2 separate regions of the Homo sapiens genome follow, and region 2 is linked to region 1. A link is an interaction called in ENCODE POLR2A ChIA-PET data of the cell type or tissue named here. Cell type or tissue: Panc1. All regions are shown on one strand. Links, peaks and the distances in the headings refer to the core of each region. The heading gives the core; the rest is flanking DNA.

The links. Peaks named below come from ENCODE experiments on the same cell type or tissue, not always from the same donor. Only the 100,000 strongest peaks of a DNase experiment are listed, where the experiment ranks them.
Region 2: POLR2A ChIA-PET joins it to region 1 with 11 read pairs; 2 of 35 experiments call an interaction of 5 or more read pairs at or near these places.

What each region holds. Positions count from the first base shown.
Region 1 is chr1:63,706,398-63,715,101 of GRCh38, reverse strand. The region is part of intron 1 of LOC105378771 (a long non-coding RNA gene); the gene reads right to left. Among named protein-coding and RNA genes, the nearest start is that of ROR1, 63 kb to the left of the region's middle. RefSeq lists an enhancer at 527-1,028. In Panc1, for the core only: no CTCF peak of the experiment used is centred there; no DNase peak of the experiment used is centred there; H3K27ac peaks cover 3,697 bases.
Region 2 is chr1:64,109,043-64,117,746 of GRCh38, reverse strand. All of the region lies in intron 4 of ROR1 (receptor tyrosine kinase like orphan receptor 1), which reads right to left. It overlaps ROR1-AS1 (ROR1 antisense RNA 1), which reads left to right and starts at 5,542. Exons shown (of 6, transcript NR_110666.1): 1 at 5,542-5,801; 2 at 6,378-6,635; 3 at 6,790-6,864; 4 at 6,954-7,097. In Panc1, for the core only: no CTCF peak of the experiment used is centred there; no DNase peak of the experiment used is centred there.

The sequences.
Region 1 (8,704 bases), core at 236-8,235:
GCACTGAGTCTTCCCTTTGACTGTAACAAAGTCTCCTCTCCTCCACCTCATGTACTGGCATGTCATCTCTTACTTCATCAAGTCTCTTCTCAGAAAGGACTTCCTCTACTACCACATCCAAAATAGTAACTTCCTCTCTCCTTTTCTATCCTTTTACCCTATTTTATTATTTTCCTTCATAGCACATATAACCATCTGAGAGTTTATATACCTATTTATTGTTTGTCACTCCCCAACAGAATATAAGCTCATGATGTCAGGGACCTTTTTTATTCACCACTATGCCCCAGTACTTAGAGCAATGCTTGGTACCTTATAGGTTTTCAACAAATATTCATTGGATAAATAAGTAAATGTATGTTTCATAAAAGGAACAACAAATGTGGGTGATTTTTCCACTTTTGCTTTTGGTTGTTTTGCATTTTAGCTTGAGCCCTTACACTGGGCATGATTAGGACACCTTAAGATCCAGTTCAGCTCTCCATCCTGGGCACACTGAAAACTACTCTTCCCAGCTATCTTGCAGTTAGATGTGGCCACGTGACTACGTCTGGCCAAGGGGCTCTGCAGGGAAGTGACAGGTAGCACTTCTGGGCTGAAGCACAGCCTGGAGGGTGCAGCTCTCCAGGGGCTCTCGCTTTGCCTTGTGCTGAGATGATGGAGCCACCGGATCAAAGGCGCCTGGGGTTTCTGAGCCACTGTATGGAGAACAGCTGCCCTGGAGAGTCGCCCATAACCACAGGGGACTTTGCATGAGTCAGAAATAAACTTTTGTTAAGTTAAGCCACTGAGATTTCAGAGTGGGCTGTTACTGAAACACAGCCTAGCCCAATCTGATCACAAAAAGCCTATTTGGTTTAAATTCCTTTACATTTAAGAAACAAAAGAGGCAAATGCAGAGGAAAGAGAGAAAGAATGAGGGGTTTTCATCATCTAAATACTAATTTACAATTTCAAAGTACAAAAATATCCACTCTGAGCCTGACATGGTGCCAGGTACCAGCCACACCCTGAGGACACAGAGATGAATCTTAGTCTCTCCTCACAGTTTACACACCAGTGAGAAAGACCGCATGCCATTAAAATATGGTGGGATAGTGCATGGTTGTAGTTATACTATCTGTGTGTTCAGGGCACATGGAGGGTGGGACCCTTCATTCTGACCAGATGCTATTTCCATATTAAGGTCACTCTGGGCACTAATAGCCAGGTATGTTGGACACATTTTCTCTAATATTTATAACAACTCTGCATCATGGGAAGGATTAGCCCATTCTACAGATAAGGAACCTCAAGGTCAGAGAGGTTAAGCACCTGGCTCAAAGTCACAGTGCAAGTAAGCACTGTATTTGCTGGTAGCTCCTAGAGGTCTGTACAGCACAAGCTCCCTCTTCTAATTCCTGCCCAGTGACCCAGTTCTGACTTTAATATCTTGAATTATTCTGCCCGCTCCTCACCCCTGGGGTTATTGTTTCCTTTCTGTGTATTTGCAATGGCAAAGTCAAAATCCCAACTATCTGCCATAAAATATGAAGAAAAGTATTACTTTTAACTAGAAGGCTGTGGTCACGGCAGCCGGAACCTAGCAGGGCGGGTGGGTCAGCTGACAGTAAGGGTCTTACAAACCCATGCCGCTTGTCTCTCCCCACCAACCTCATCTTGCCACTTCTGCAAAGTCATTGAGGGAACAACTGCTGACTCTGAAGAACAGCCAAGAAGCACAACTCTGAAGCTGGTGCACTCATGCCGAGCTGTCCTCTGGGCCTACTGCCTTCGAGCCTGGAGTCCTCCCATTGCTGTGTCTTGGTTGGTTTTATAGTTTCTTTAAGACTAAAAATACCTTGAAGTGGCCCCTTGCCCTTTATTCATTGGTCAGTCCAAACCTGTGGTCCAATTGCTTCTCTAATGAGAGGTAATGAAGGAGGAAGTGGGGAAGTCAGCCATCTGGACTGCAGGCAGGTGCAGGTGGCCCTAGGAGAAGCCAGAAGGGCTCCTGCCATTGCAACTTTGCTTGGTGAATGTACTAGGGAAGGACAAGGAACAGAAACGCAGGCATCAGCTAAAGAACAGAAGATCTTTAGAAACAAAGTATTTCTAATCCTTATCTTTCGTTGAGACATCATTAGCCCAAGAACCAGGACATTTTGTCAGTGGCAAAATTCAACGATATCAAGGTAAAGGGCAAGGTAGACATGTTGTTCTAACAGTTTCTAAGGGCAAATGCCAGGGGTGTGTGGGTGTGTTTAAAATAGATCTTGGCCAGACACGGTGGCTCACGCCTGTAATCCCAGCACTTTGGGAGACTGAGGCGGGTGGATCAACTGAGGTCAGGAGTTCGAGACCAGCCTGACTAACACAGAGAAACCCCATCTTTACTAAAAATACAAAATTAGCCAGGCGTGGTGGTGCATGCCTGTAATCCCAGTTACTGGGGAGTCTGAGGCAGGAGAATCACTTGAACCCAGGAGGCAGAGGTTGCGGTGAGCCAAGATCGTGCCATTGTACTTCAGCCTGGGCAACAAGAGTGAAACTCCATCTCTAAATAAATAAATAAATAAATAAATAAATAAATAAAAATTTTAAAAAATAAAATAAAATAGATCTTACCCACAATTACAATTGGGCCAAGACTTGAACCTAAATCACTCTTACTCCAAAATTCACACAAAACCCAAGCATCTTCCATTTTACCCAGTGTGCCTATATCAAGTCATATGTTGAAAATTGGAAAACATTCATTCTTCTCATTTGTGTCACAAGCTCCTGGGTTTTCACATGGACCTTTTGAGGACAATATTTTAACCAGTGATTTTCAATCTTTCTTTCTGGCTCCAAACAAACCAAAAATAAATATCCATATTTCTACCACAAGCAGTAGCTCACTGTGTCACAGACATAAAGTTTGAATGCAGAGCAGGGGTTCAGGGAAGAAAGCATGTGCGCACTGAACAAGCCTCTCAGGGTATTTGGGTATATAATGGAGACAGATAGGTAATGTGGGTGTCTACCTGGCACAGACCCTTGGATCGAGCTATGGTCGGGCCTGGTCTTCATGAGACAGATCTGTTTCATTCCTCTTTTTAAAAAAATTTTAAACATTTACCATTATTAAGACAATTAAAAATAAACTCTAGTCAGGGTGAAGTGGTTCACACCTGTAATCCCAGCACTTTGGGAGGCCAAGGTGGGCAGATCACGAGGTCAAGAGCTCGAGACCATCCTGGCCAACATGGTGAAACCCCATCTCTACTAAAAATACAAAAATTAGCTGGGCGTGGTGGCGGCTGCCTGTAGTCCCAGCTACTCGGGAGGCTGAGGCAGGAGAGTCTCTTGAACTCGGGAGGCGGAGGTTGCAGTGAGCCAAGATCGCGCCATTGCACTCCAGCCTGGCGACAGAGCAAGACTCCGTCTCAAAAAAAATCAAAAAACAGAACTCTAATCTGCTTGGATCACTCTCTGTTCCCTTTCCATTTCGCTGGAAAATTAGACACAGCTGGAAGCTACATGTATAGGAGGACATGGACGTTGGCATCAGAGAGATCCAGTCTTGAATTCCAATTTCTCTCCAGGCAGGGCAATAAACGCCTCGAGCCTCAGTTTCATCATCCTTAGAACCAGGTTTGGAGTGTCTTACAAGCAATAGACAATAAATGGTGAGTTTTCGGGTACGCTGCTCTCTCAGAATGTAACTTCACAAGTACACTTCCAAGAATTGGCCTAGTGCATATAACTGCCCTTTGTAATAGCTATAGTGTATTCCATTGTGATACTGTGTCACAATCTGCCTGCCATTTCCCCAATACTGGGAATTTGGATTGTTTCCAGTTTTCCTTTCTTATGAATTGATCTGCTGTGAACATCTTTAGACAGATGGATTTTTTTCCCCCTTAAGTTATTTCCTTAGAGAAAATTCCCAGAAGTGGAATTACTGGGTCAAAGAGTAGGAACAGCTCTGTAGCCCTTGTTATTTATTGCCAGATGAATTCTCATTTTCTAAGAAGGCTGTCAGCTGGGAGAGCGCTGCATATGAGGTAGTTTCCATATACCACTGCTGTCTCTGCCATGAGCTCTACTGGAAGAACCATCCCCAGCCTCTGTCATTCTGTGGTTGGCACTAAGTTGTAGGAGGTAGGGACTAGAGAAGAAAGATAAAGACCTGGAATGTGTAGGGATGCAGGGCTGGGAGAAGGAAAATGGACAAAGCTCTGTGCATTTAGGGATTAGGGTCTGATATGACTAAGCACTTTGATCTAGAAGTAAATGATGCTGGGAGAAAAATCCTTCAAATAAGTTAATATTTATTGCTTTTGTTCTACATACATTTATGAGCACTTACCTAACATGTGCCAAGCACTAACATTTATATGATGTCTGAACCTGTCCCCCAACTCCTTTTGTAATTTGAGGAAGACAAGGGGGTTAAAGTCTAGCCCTGCTTAGGCTTCTCTTTGGCTAAGATACTGGAAGAGAGAAATCTTGCTTAAGAAACTATGAAGGCAAAATTGAGAATATGAGTAAAGCCGCAAACCAGAGGCAGATAATAAAACTGGTGGCGCAGACACAAATCAAGGACTACCCTGAGATGTGTGAACGAAAAAGTCAGGACAAGAGCGATGGGAATGTTTATGAGGTGAAGTGGAGACCTGGGGGAGATGATAAATCAAAGCAGTGTCCTGAAAGCTTTTACATGATGCTGTTCAAATCTCAAATATCTTTGCCAACATTGTTTTCTACTTGATCTAGCAATAACCAAGAAAGCTGTATTAAAATAGTGAAGGATTTGTTAATGCCTCTTCATAGATCAAACCGTTTTTGTTTCTATATTTTGAAGGTGTATTATTAGGTAAATATAAGTTTTCAACTGTTATGTTCCTAACAAATCGAAACTCTTACCATTATGTAGTGATTTTATCTTTTTAAATGCTTTTTTCCTCAAAGTCTGTTTTGTTTTGTTGGCCTGCTTTCTTTTGGTTAATATTTTCCTGACATATTTTTTCTAGGCTTTGACATTCAAACTTTTTTTGTCCTTGTATTTTATTTAGTTAGTCTCTTATAGAAAGGACATAGCTGGAGTTTGTTTCTATGCGGTATGAGGGTCTTGGTGCTTTAACAAGACAGCTTAATCCATTTTCCTTCTGTTTCTTTCTTGCTTGCTTTCTTTTCTTTCTTTCTCTTTATCTTTTTTTTTTTTTTTTTTTTTTTTGAGACAGAGTCTCGCTCTGTCCCCAGGCTGGAATGCAGTGGTGCAATCTTGGCCCACTGCAACCTCCACCTCCCGGGTTCAAGCAATCCTCCTGCCTCAGCTTCCCAAGTAGCTGGGACTACAGGCACGCACGGCCACACCCAGCTTATTATTATTATTATTGTATTTTCAGTAGAGACGAGGTTTCACCATGTTGGGCAGGATGGTCTCAATCTCTGGACCTCGTGATCCACCCGCCTCAGTCTTCAAAGTGCTAGGATTACAGGCGTGAGCCACCACGTTCCTTTCTTATTTCCTTTCTTTCTTTTTCTTCTTTCCTTCTTTCCTTCCTTCCTTCTTTTTCTTTCTTTCTTTCTTTCTTTTTCTTTCTTTCTTTCTTCTCTCTCTCCCTCCCCTCTTTCTTTCTTCCTTTCTTCTCCTTCCTTCCTTCTTTCCTCCCTCCCTTCCTTCCTTCCTTCTTGCTTTCTTTTTCTTTCAAGATGGGGTCTTGCTATATTGGCCAGGCTGATCTTGAATTCCTGAGCTATGGCAATTCTCCCACGTCAGCCTCCCAAGTAGTCAGAATTACAAGGGTACACCACTATGCCCAGAATTTTTTCCCCTTATTTTGATTACTGACTTATTTGGATTTATGTCTACTCTCTTATTTCTATTTATCCTTCTATTCATTCTGCCTTTCCTGTTTTACACCCACCCTTCCTACCTCCTTTGGATTGACTGCATTTTTTCTCTTCCCCATCCTAGTTCTTCCCCTACAAGTTTGGAATTAATTAATTAAAGTGCTATGTCATTCTTTTGGACAAAGTTTAAATAGTATTTTTTTCCCCAAACATACTATGACTTCAGGGTGCCTTAAATCTGATCTCCCACTCCTCTAAATTCACATGCTACTTTTGTCTATTCTAGGCTCTTTGCCCCCAACAGACACTAGACATTATTATCATTTCATAAATTAAACGTTTTCTTAAGTTTTATCTGTAAATTTGCCAAAATACACATTCACCATCTGTCCTTGCACCCTCCATCTATTCTGTCTGAGATATATTCCTTAACAAACATTTATTCAGTGTCTGTTGTTTGTAAACTTTGTATTTTTGTTTTTTTCTGAAACGTTCGTATTTTGCCCTTATTTTTGACTGGTTATTTTCCTGGGTATGAGATTCTAGGTTATTTTATGTCACTGCATTGACCATTTCATTTCACCCTTTTCTGGCTTCAATATTTTCTCTAGAGAAGTCAGCCCTCAGAAAAATTGCTGCTCTATTGAGAAAAGTTTTGCCTTTCTGACATTATCTTTTCCTTCTTCCCATCTCTAAATATCTTTTTTGATTTTCTGAAGTTTTGCCATGATTTGCCTATACATATATCTCCACATATATATTAATATATACATATTTTTTGATTATCCAGCTTGGAATTTATTGTTGTTTGGAACTGCAGGTTGCTTTGTATTGCCTCCCTGTTCTCCGGAACACAGACTCTGAGTAAAAGATTAGCATGCTGAAAACTCACTTGGGAGGGTTCTCAGAACTGCGATCTGCGGAAGAAGCAAAGGAATAGGACTGGGCACAGAGTGAAGCTGGGTGGTGACGCAGTCACACAAAAGCCCTCATCCCATTCCATAGAGAGCTCTGGTGTTTGAAGAGCCCTGAAGCATTGTTCCTAATTGGGGCAATGGGGCTGAGCTTTTATGACCACGCAGCAATGACCCATTATGCTCAGGGCTGCCCTTAAGGAAGGTGTGTGGCATTGAGCGAGGCAACTCTCTTCAGCTGAGGGCAGCCTCTGGGACTGGACTCAGCCATATGCTGTCAATGGTCAACACTCTTAGTAGCTGGGGGAATGAGTGCTTTGATCCTGGGGGTGGGGAGACAGAATTTGGCTGGGGCGCCACAACATCCATGCCAGTCCATGCCTCATGTTGCTCAGATCCACTCCTTTGGTGTGTGTCCTGAAAGCAGATCTTTTAGGATTCTAGTGGACCTCTTTTTCTAGAGAAACTTAAAAGAGGAAGGTTAATGCTGTAAACTAATGTGTTGCCTGCTGCACCTGATCCCAAGGACAAAACAGATACTCAGCATCTTCTTCGTCTCCTATCACTCCCCTCAGTCTCAGCTACTGCCTCTGCAGGTTTAGATAGCTTACCTGGTGAGGGTGCCCAGACCTTCATATCCGAGGGATTTGAAATCTTGTTCCTCTGCCCTTCTCAGGCAATGACTCCTACACTTACCTATTTATCATCAAAACTGGGCAAAAAGTATCAAGAAACACTCAAATGGATCACCTGGGTGCCAAACATATTCTTCCCTGCCCCCATTGTGTAACACCAGTGCTACCTCTTCCTGATGGTCAGGATCAATTACTCCTGCCAGGATCCTGAAGGGACTAGAGAGAAAGATGTGGCTTAACATTTAATGGGATTCTTGCTGTGTCCCTTGGTGGAAGCATTTTCCCCTCTGTGAGCCAACACTGCTAAGCCTCTAGAAACCAGGGCTGTGAAAATGAAGCACAAATTCCCCAAGTGAATAACTGAAAGTGATGATAAGGGGGCTATTCCTACACAAACCCCTTGGTTCCTAGACCTGCGTATTTGACCTACTGGGGACATTACACCATCTCCATAGCAGATTGGGCTTTTCTATCTTGCCACTTACTATGATAATTGTGCCAACCTTGCTTTTCACAGTTAAATCCTGAAATCTGGCCTCTATTTTTGAGATTTTATCATCCCTATTGTTATCGAGATCTTATCATTCCTATTGTTACTATGATAATTGCACCTCCCTTGCTTCTCATAGTTAAATGCTGAAACCTGGCCTCTATTTTTAATATCTAATCATCCCTACTGTTATTAGGAGCCCAAATCTCCCAGCATTAACTCTAGTCTATAGAGAGTGGCCATCACTGAGCTTCTCCGTGATGATGGTCTTTTTGTCAGTGTGTTGCTTATTGCATTGGCAAACGAAGTGTTTCCGGAGCCCACCTGCGCAAGAGTCTTCTGGTGGATTTACCAGCCTTACATACTTTATTCATTCTGGTATGCACAGTTCTCTGAGCCATTCAATCTCTCCTTTCAATGTCTTCCATAGTGACTCTGGTATTTCCACTTCACTTTTGTGGGTTATAGCCCTCTCCAGCCTTCTAAGAGTCACCAGGAGGTGCGCTAACACTGCCTCCCAGGGTCCTAGGCAGGGAGATTGCTGCCATACCTATAAACTCTCCCTCATCCACTTGTATGGTCGGTCTCCCCTTGATCCAGCACTCTCAGAGTCCAGGCCCACACATACTCTCCCAGCTTCTGTACTTGTGGGTTAGGTCCTACAGCTTCCCTGAAATCTAGTTTCTTTCTTCCCTGAATAGGCTCAGTACTTTCCTGGCAAGGATGTGTTTTGATTTAATTCTATCTTTTTTTGTCTGGTGGCCAAAAGGTGAGTAAAGAGGGAGGTCATGTGTTCACTTGAAGGGTAATGGTCTCTACATTGTCTACAAGCACAGGGGAAG
Region 2 (8,704 bases), core at 169-8,168, 400 kb before region 1:
CTGTCAGCCTGATAGGGTGATGTTGGGGCATTTTTAAAGCCTCTGTGAGTCTCAGTTTACTCATCAATGAAATGGGAATACTTACTTCCACAGTGCCTGTATCACAGGGTTTTTGTATGATAATGCATGTGAAAATGCTTTTGTGAGCTACAAAATCCTACATGAACACAACAGACAAATCAGGTGTGTGGCATGCAGCAGGTGATGTGAGAAAAAGGCAAATACTGGCAGATCAAACTTCTTACATAAGCTAGAGTAATTTCAGAAAATGTGATTTTTATCATTCTTCCCCCGCTCACTGGTTTGAGAGAAAAAAAAATACTTTTTTTCTTAACCCAAGCCAAATTGAAAATTGAAGCAATGAATAACATTACAAAGTGGGCTCCTGCATACAAAGAATTTTCCATATATTATCTCTATTTGATCCTCAAAATCATGCTAAGAGGAAGATATTTCAAAGATGAGGAAAATGAGGTCGAAGAGATCAAATAGGCTTTATTTGATAACTTGGTGATTAATTGGCCAGATGGGGACTCAATACCAGGTCTGTTATGTCTTTTCCTCTTTACTAAGTTTCCTCTGAGTTGAACTCCCATTCTCCCACACCCCTCTATCCCCTGCCCCAAAAATGTTTAGCAGAAGACAAAGTAACATCATTGACCAATCACTGGTTTTCTTAGTCAATCAGGACTTGGTTGAGGACATATTTATTTTATAGCACTACATAGAGGGTTCAAAAGGCAGGTTAGACTTGATTTCTTCCCTCAAGGAGCATGTAACGTTTCTGGAGAGACAAGATATAAAATGTTGAAATAACATTTCATATGTTATTTCATATGAGAGGCCATGTGTTAAATCATATACCATGGAATCTAAGTGTAACACATTCAGTGCAGGAAAATCCACCGTAGGCTGGGGTGGTCAGGGATAACTTCCTGGAGAAGGCGGAACTTGAGTTTCCTCTCAAAGTCATGGCAGAATGGAAGCCAGGGCCAGATCCCGAGTCCCAGCCAAGTGTTGTCTCACTACACGGATTGGTGCCAAAGGGAAGAGTAGATTATACATTTAAAACGCCCTTTTCCTTTCAATATACCCAGCTCTTCAAGCTGCTGGATGTAATTCCCAGCAAGCAGAGGCAATCTGTGAATGTTTGTTATCTAATAGATTCCTTCTTATGTTAGTTGAAATAACCATCACAATATCAGTAAAATCATCAAGGACAAGGCTTCAGAACAACATATTCCTTTCGTAAAAGAGCTATACTTTTTGAGGTAATACTCATTTAAAAAGGGGTATTCTTTTATGTGGCTTTCCCAAGAATGCAGCCTGGCAATTTAAAAGTCCAAGTAGTAAAGCTTCCCCTTTGGAAACCTCCTTTATATCTAACATGTGCACATTCGCCAGGCATAATGTTAAAAATATTGTGACACAAAATCACCGCCCCATCCTTTCAAGTTTGATGCAGCCAGTTTAATGTTCAATATCACTGTTCGCAGAAATGCTTTTTGATCTGAGGAGATATGAGACACAGCCATCCCACAGCTGGAATGTAAGGATTCTATAGAAGAGCATGGATTAACTTGAAAGTGCGGTGGAACGGGATGGTCTCATCTCATTAGTGACCAAGAGTTCACGAGAAACTTCCATTTGTTTCAACACATTGTAAATCTGGGTCCCCAGTGCCAAACTCTGTATCTGGCATAAAGCAAGTACTCAAGAGATAAATACTGAATCAATGAAGAGCTACGATCTTTCATGATCCGGCACTTTATAATGCTTTTAGAATCCTTATTCTAACCATAATCATGTTGACCATTTATTGGCAGGTGTGTATTAAGCACTTTATAAATATGATCTTATTTGTTCCATACAAGAATCATGCAGAGGCAGGTATTACTCCTCCCATTTAATAGATGAGGAAACTGAGGTTTAGAGAATGAAGCAATTTCCCCAAGTTCACATCCAGTTCCACACAATGCCTAAGCTCATGCTGCCACCCTCTGTTTACAATGCCGCTCAACCTTCAGGTGCATCAGGCAGGAATAGAGATAGAGCAAAAGCAGATGATAATAGCAGTATTAATAAAATAAATATATATTGAGTGCTTATTCTTTTTAAGTGATATATATATATACACATATATATACTTTATCTTATTTATTTATCGTTACAACCATAAGAGGTAAGTTCTATTTACCCTCTTATACAGATGAGTAAACTGAGGCATATATAAGAATTTAAGAAATGCACTTTGGGAGGCTAGGGTGGGAGAATTGCTTAAAGCCAGCAGTTCAAGACCAGCCTGGGCAATAAGACAAGACCTGTCTCTACAAAATAAATAAATAAATAAATAAAAATTAAAAATTAGCCAGGCATGGTGGCATGTGCCTGTAGCCCCAGCTCTTCGGGAGGCTGAGGCAAGAGGATCCCTTGAGCTCAGGAGTTCAAGGCTGCAGTGAGCTATGATTGCACCACTGCACTCCATCCTGGGCAACAGAGCAAGTTATAAAAATAAAAATAAAGAAATGTGTCCAGGGTCACCTAGTTAGTAAATGGTGGAGCAAGGTACCAGATGTGAAACTGTACATATTACTTAAAATCACTTCAATGAAAAAATCCCAACCTAACTGGGCACGTGCCTGTAGTCCCAGCTACTCGGGAGGCTGAGGTAGGGGGATTGCTTGAGTCCAAGAGGTAGACGCTGCAGTGAGCCATGATCGCACCACTGCAATCCAGCCTGGTGACAGAGTGAGACCTCGTCTCAAAAACAAGCAAACAAACAACCATCTTATTTTTACCTATTTTACCTCTACTTAACCAAAATTGGACTATAACAATATAAAAGGCAAACAAGTCTTGTTAACTGACTATTCCAGTTAATGGAGGATTTATCACATATCTGATGATGTCCTGAGCCTTGGCTTACCTCCCTGTGTAAAGAGGAGGTGGGACAAGATAAGGCTGATTCATGGTCCCTGCTAGGAATGCACTTGGATGGCCCTATGATTCCCTCATCGTTCACCACTTCTCAGTGGTACTGAAAGGCAGTTGATACCCGTTTGAATTGTGTCAATCAGAAAAGGCAATGTGCCGGGTTTGTTAATGCCAACCTAAACAACTTCTCAGTTGTTCTGTCAGCACTGTCAATACCCTGGGCCCTGTTGTGGAGCAGAAAAAAAAATGCTTAAGCATGTCTCCCTCACCCTTTCTTTAAAGGTGCTGCAGGGCTGTGGAGCCGGGGTTCTTTCAGTACTACCTGTATCAGGAAGCCAGCTTTGTTGTTCACACCTGCCCTGGGCACCTTTGCATAGTCAACTACTGAGTCTCTCTCCCATCAGTCACTCCTTTAGAAACTGCTCTCTCTCTTCTAAAATTAAGCCTTTGAGCTTTTGCTTCTCAACATTTCATACTGATAGTATCAAAAGGGCATTAACTTTCTAAGAAGCGACATATTAAGCTGAAGAATTCCGATGGTGTGATTTCAATGACCTAACTGCATGTCAGTCATGTTGCACGTTGAGATGGCCTCAAGCAGCTCTAAGAGGGCAGCAATTGTGCAAGAAGCTGACACTTCCAGCTTCAGTCATCAGCTTGGGCTTTCTACTCTCTACCCCTGGTAGGTGAGGCTCATCTTGGCCCCAAGTTCACCGGTCATGGTCCCACATATAGAAGGAGTTAAAGGCAGAGGCACAATTCAGGGGCAGAGGGAGAAAATGGACTGAGTTCCCATGCCAGGAGTCATGCCAAGCACTTTAAAATTTATCCTTTTAATCCACATATATCACCACGAGTAAGAGTGTTTTTATCTTCATTTTATAAATGGGGGCAGGGAGGCGATTGTTAAATGTTAAAGTTGGGCCTCCAACCCAGATCTGTCAGATTCCAAAAGAAAAATCCTTGGATCTGTTTAAACTTTATGCTTTCTTTTTTCTTTCTTTCTTTTTTTTTTTTTTAGGACGAAACACTGGAACTCTCCAGAATAAATTGGTACCTGGGTCTCTTCTGAAGTGAGCTGCTCTTAGGAGCTTCAAATGAGGGTCTTTGAAGCCACATGAAAATTGATGAGTGGTTGTAACATCCAAGCTACCAAATCAGACACACTTGTAATTGTTCCCAATGTGAGTTTTCACCCCAAAGTTCTCTTGTCTCTCTCCCTCATTTTTCCCGAGTACATGGGGGAGAAAGTCATGATGAGGGGATGATCTGCCTTCCAGTTTAAAATCATAAGAATGGCTTGGAAACTTAAGAGCAGTGAGATTCTGGACCATTAACGACCACACTAACTTGCAGCTTCCTCATCTGTACAATGGGGCTAATGACTCAACGGCTATCTCTTCGGCCTACTGCAGAATATAGGGATGGTACCTGTGAAGCCCTTTGTAAACTGCAGAGTGCTATGTCTACTTTCACTGATTCACTCTTTCCATAGATATGGTGTGCCTCTTTGTGAAATGCACGGTGTTAGGCTATTTAGTGAAAACCAATGAAGAAAATACAATCTCTTCCCTTAATGTATGCACATTCTTGAATAGAAAAGACATTTACAGAAATAACTATAAAAGAGTGTAGAAGAGAAGAAAACAGGCACCAGAACAAAGAGAAACAAAAGATGCAGGTTGAGGGGCACCTGAGAGCAGGGTTAAGTGAGGGGATTCAGAAAAACGGAAGAAAGTAGCTTAGGTAAGAGCAGTCTGGAAGATTAAATCTATGGAAGGTGGCAACTGTTTCATTAAATTATGCATTCTTTCATCTATTACCAATTTATCACATGCTTATTATGTACTGGCTACTGTGCAAATTAGTGCGGCAATGTGGAGAGGTGAAATAGGGAATGCTGGCAGGCTGTCCATAGGGAAATGTCCAATGGGAGGCTGGAAATGCAGGTCTTGCATTCGGGAAAAGAGTCAGGGTTGGCTGATAAATTTCAGTCATCCTTATAGAACTGCCAGTTGAACCTATAAGAATTGATGAGCACACTGGGTATGCAGGTGAGATTAGATGGTGAGGGAAGGAGGAAGGGCAGGGACAGAAACTTGTGGGGGAATCCACAAATATGAGGTTGAAAGAGGAAGAGAAGTCAACAAAGCACACTAAAAAGAGTCTCAAAGAGGTGGGAAAAAAGGGTGAAAGATGCTATGAAAGGGTAACCAGCTGCATCCTATTCTACAAAGTTCACTGGTGACTGAGAAGAAACCACTGGGCGTATCAATTAAGACACTGTTAGGGCTCTATGAGTCAGCATACAGATCTCCCAAGTCCAGGACAAGTTACTACAATCATCTGATTCGTGGCCACTAGTAATCATGATAGAATGCCTGGGTTGGAATTCTAGGCCTGCCACTTACTAGCTATGTGACTTGGACAAGTTAACTTTTTTTTTCTGTGCCCCAGTTGGAGATAATACCTTTACTGCTTCATGTGGTTATGATGAGGATCTGATAAACATCACAATAGCACTTACCCAATAGTACACACACAATAGCACATCACAATAGCACTCACCCACAATGGAACTTAGAACAATTATTGATATATGATCAGCTCTCAGTATGTGTAAACTATGACATGCAGGCCAATTCACCTAGAAAGGCCTATTTTCAAAAGCTCATGTCCTCTGAATTGAGGAACCACAGATCAGATCAGCCTCTTCAACCCCCCGCGAGGCTCCCATTCATGTAAGACACCCATGGCTTTGTAATGGCACCCAACGCTCTGGGCTGGCATGAAAATTGTGTGACTCACATCATGTGCCTCCCCAAGAAGGTGAGGCTGTTGCTGCAAAGCTGACTAGTTTGTGGAATGTAAGGACTTTTCATTGATTAGCTTTGGGGAAACCACTGTAAGCAAGTCTTAAACATCATCACATTTGATTGGTTTATAAGTTGTGGCAAGTGAACCCAGGTCTAACACTTAGGAACAAGGGAGAAAAAAAGGAAGATTTTGTTACTTGTAATCAGCTTTTTACTCCACAGATTTTCTGTGAGTTGGGTTCAAAACATTTAATTCCACTTTTTCCCTCTATGTGGCACCTCATTTGTTACCAGGATTTTACAGACGGAGACACAGAAATGTGAAATGAATAGCCCAAGGCTATCTTCTCCCACTACTCCCAGCCCTACCCTCCAGTGTGTAATTGTGGAGCCACGGACAATGTACCAAGGCAGCAAACATCACTGGCTTGAAGATGACTAGTAGCTGTGGTCAGCTTGCTGGGGACCCATGCTCCTGAGGGTTCTTAAGAAGTGTGGGAGGACTCCTAAAGCTGTTGTTGAAATCAGTTTAGATTATGGGACTAGGAACCCGAGGAAGCTAAATTTACTTTACAAGTCAACTGGATTAGCACTAAAGTAATTTTCCTTGTGTAAACCCAATTTTAGGTAATGGATGAGCTAAACTTGGAGCAGGGGGCTGAGACACAGATTTCCTGTGCTGTCGAGCTATTGCAGATCTCAGCAGATAACAAAGCTATTATCCTGGCAGAAATGGAAGCATCCTCAAATCCTGTCAGATGGCAGCATGGACAAAAATTACAAGCAAATGTATTTTTAAGCTGATGCACTTTCTTAAGTCTGGCTCCTAAAAGCAAAACATGCTCTTCTAGGAGAAGTTTTAGTAAAAACATAAGAATGCTGCTGGTAAGGAAATCTCTAGGTGATGCCAGGGACTGACAACAGAGGATTTCTGATAGAAGAAAGAGACAAGGATTTGGACCAAGTTTCTGAATGGAATCATTGTACTTTCTTTTTTTTTTTCTTCCTTCTCCCTCCCCGCTTCACCCCCGACCTCTAGAGTTTCTTAGCAGGCATTTTGGAGGAAAAGATTTGGATCAGAAATTCAGAAATTACCTGGGCTCACAAATATATGGTATGAAAGTATTTTTTAAATGGTTTCAAGTTAAAGGTCTTTACTCCACTGCTCCTAACAGAGTCCCTTAATTTCCTACCTACTCTCAGCCCCTCCAGCACCATCCTGCATTCTGCTTCCAAGATACATGAGCTTTCTGAAGAGCTGGTGAGAATGCTGAAACTTCCTGGCCTTGGTTTCCCATCTGGTAAAATGAGGAAGACCAAAGCTTAACTCTCACAAGGAATATGCAGGTAATGAACACTGTATGATTTAAGAGACCCTTGTGATATATTGAGTACTAACTTTGAAATTACAAACAGAAACAACCCTCCTTTGTTATCCTGTTTTTTAGGCAGGAAGCAAGCAGAAGAAAGATGAGGATGGGAATTAGATGGCTTGCGTTTTAATCTCAGCTGTGATACTTACCAGCTGCCTGTCCTCAGGGTTCAATGTTCAATTGACCTGAATGCAAAACCCAGCTCTATATCTGATAGGCTGTGTGACCTTAGAAAAGTTACTTGCTGCCTCTTACCTTCAGATTCCTCATCATCAAATGGAGAAGGAAGTACTTGCCTCTAGTGGTCTTCCTTCCCACTTTACAATACACTTATGCACATAAAATCTAGTTAAAACAGACAATATGAATAAAAGAATAATTTGATTTTAGAATAGGCATAGGAGAAAAGTGAGCTGCCTTCATTGCTTTGAATATTAGAAGGATTTATCCACTGATTCTAACTGCACTTGTTCATCAACTCCACGAATATTTGATTAAGAGTTATGTTCCTATTGTACATATGGACAATACCTGGCCTCATGGAACAGATAGTGCTATGTGATATGGACAAAGACAGGGAGACTGAGTGTGCAGAGGAGGTCATGTGACCTTTACTGGAGGGATATAGCAAAGGCTTCCTAGAGGAAGTGATGTCTAAATTGACAGGGTTAGCTCTGGTCTGAGTTGTGTCTGTTGGTAGGGCTAATTAATAAGACATTCGGACATCAGAAGCCCCCAAAAGACAACAAATTCCTGCCCATCCCACCCTACCATATAATAAAAGGAAGGCAGGAGGGCCTGAATGAGGTAACTCACACCTATAATCCCAGCACTTTGGAAGGCAGAGCGGAGGACTGCTTGAGCCCACGAGTTTGAGACCAGTCTAGGCAACAAAGTGAGACCCTGTTCTCTACAAAAAAATACAAAAATTAGCTGGGCATGCTGGTGTGTGTCTGTAGTCCAAGCTACTTGGGAGGCTGATGCACGAGGATTGGTTGAACCTGGGAGGTTGAGGTCGCAGTGAGCCGAGATTGTGATTTTTCAGAAAGGATAAGTAACTTTGCCTACAGGGCTCTTCTATAGCACAAGGAAGATTCTATGTGTGAAAGTGCTATCTAGGCACTGTGCACCACATCATAAGTGCAGGAATGGAGCTCAGGGCTTGAGTCAAAAAGATGTGATTTGAGCCCAAACTCTGCCACCTGCTCAGAGTGCTCAGAAAATACCCTGGAGAAGTTACTTATCCTTTCTGAACCTCATTTTCTTCACTTATAATTCCAGCTACAGCAGCCTCATAAGACTGTGAAGATTAAAATTAATAGGAAATGTGTAATTTTTAAGTAAACTTTAATGTAAGCTGTTTTCATGCCAATCTTGTGCATCGGAGCTGATCTATAAGGTCTAGAAGATTTGGCTACCTCTGCTCTGATAAAACTCAGAACAATAGTTGATGCCATGTCTCTCAAACTGGGGTGTCTGTAAGACACACCTAGAGGATGGACTAAAGATGCAGATTGCCAGGAACCACCCCCAGAGATCTAAGCCGGGGGTTTGTATCAGAAGTACCTGTGGAGCTTCTTT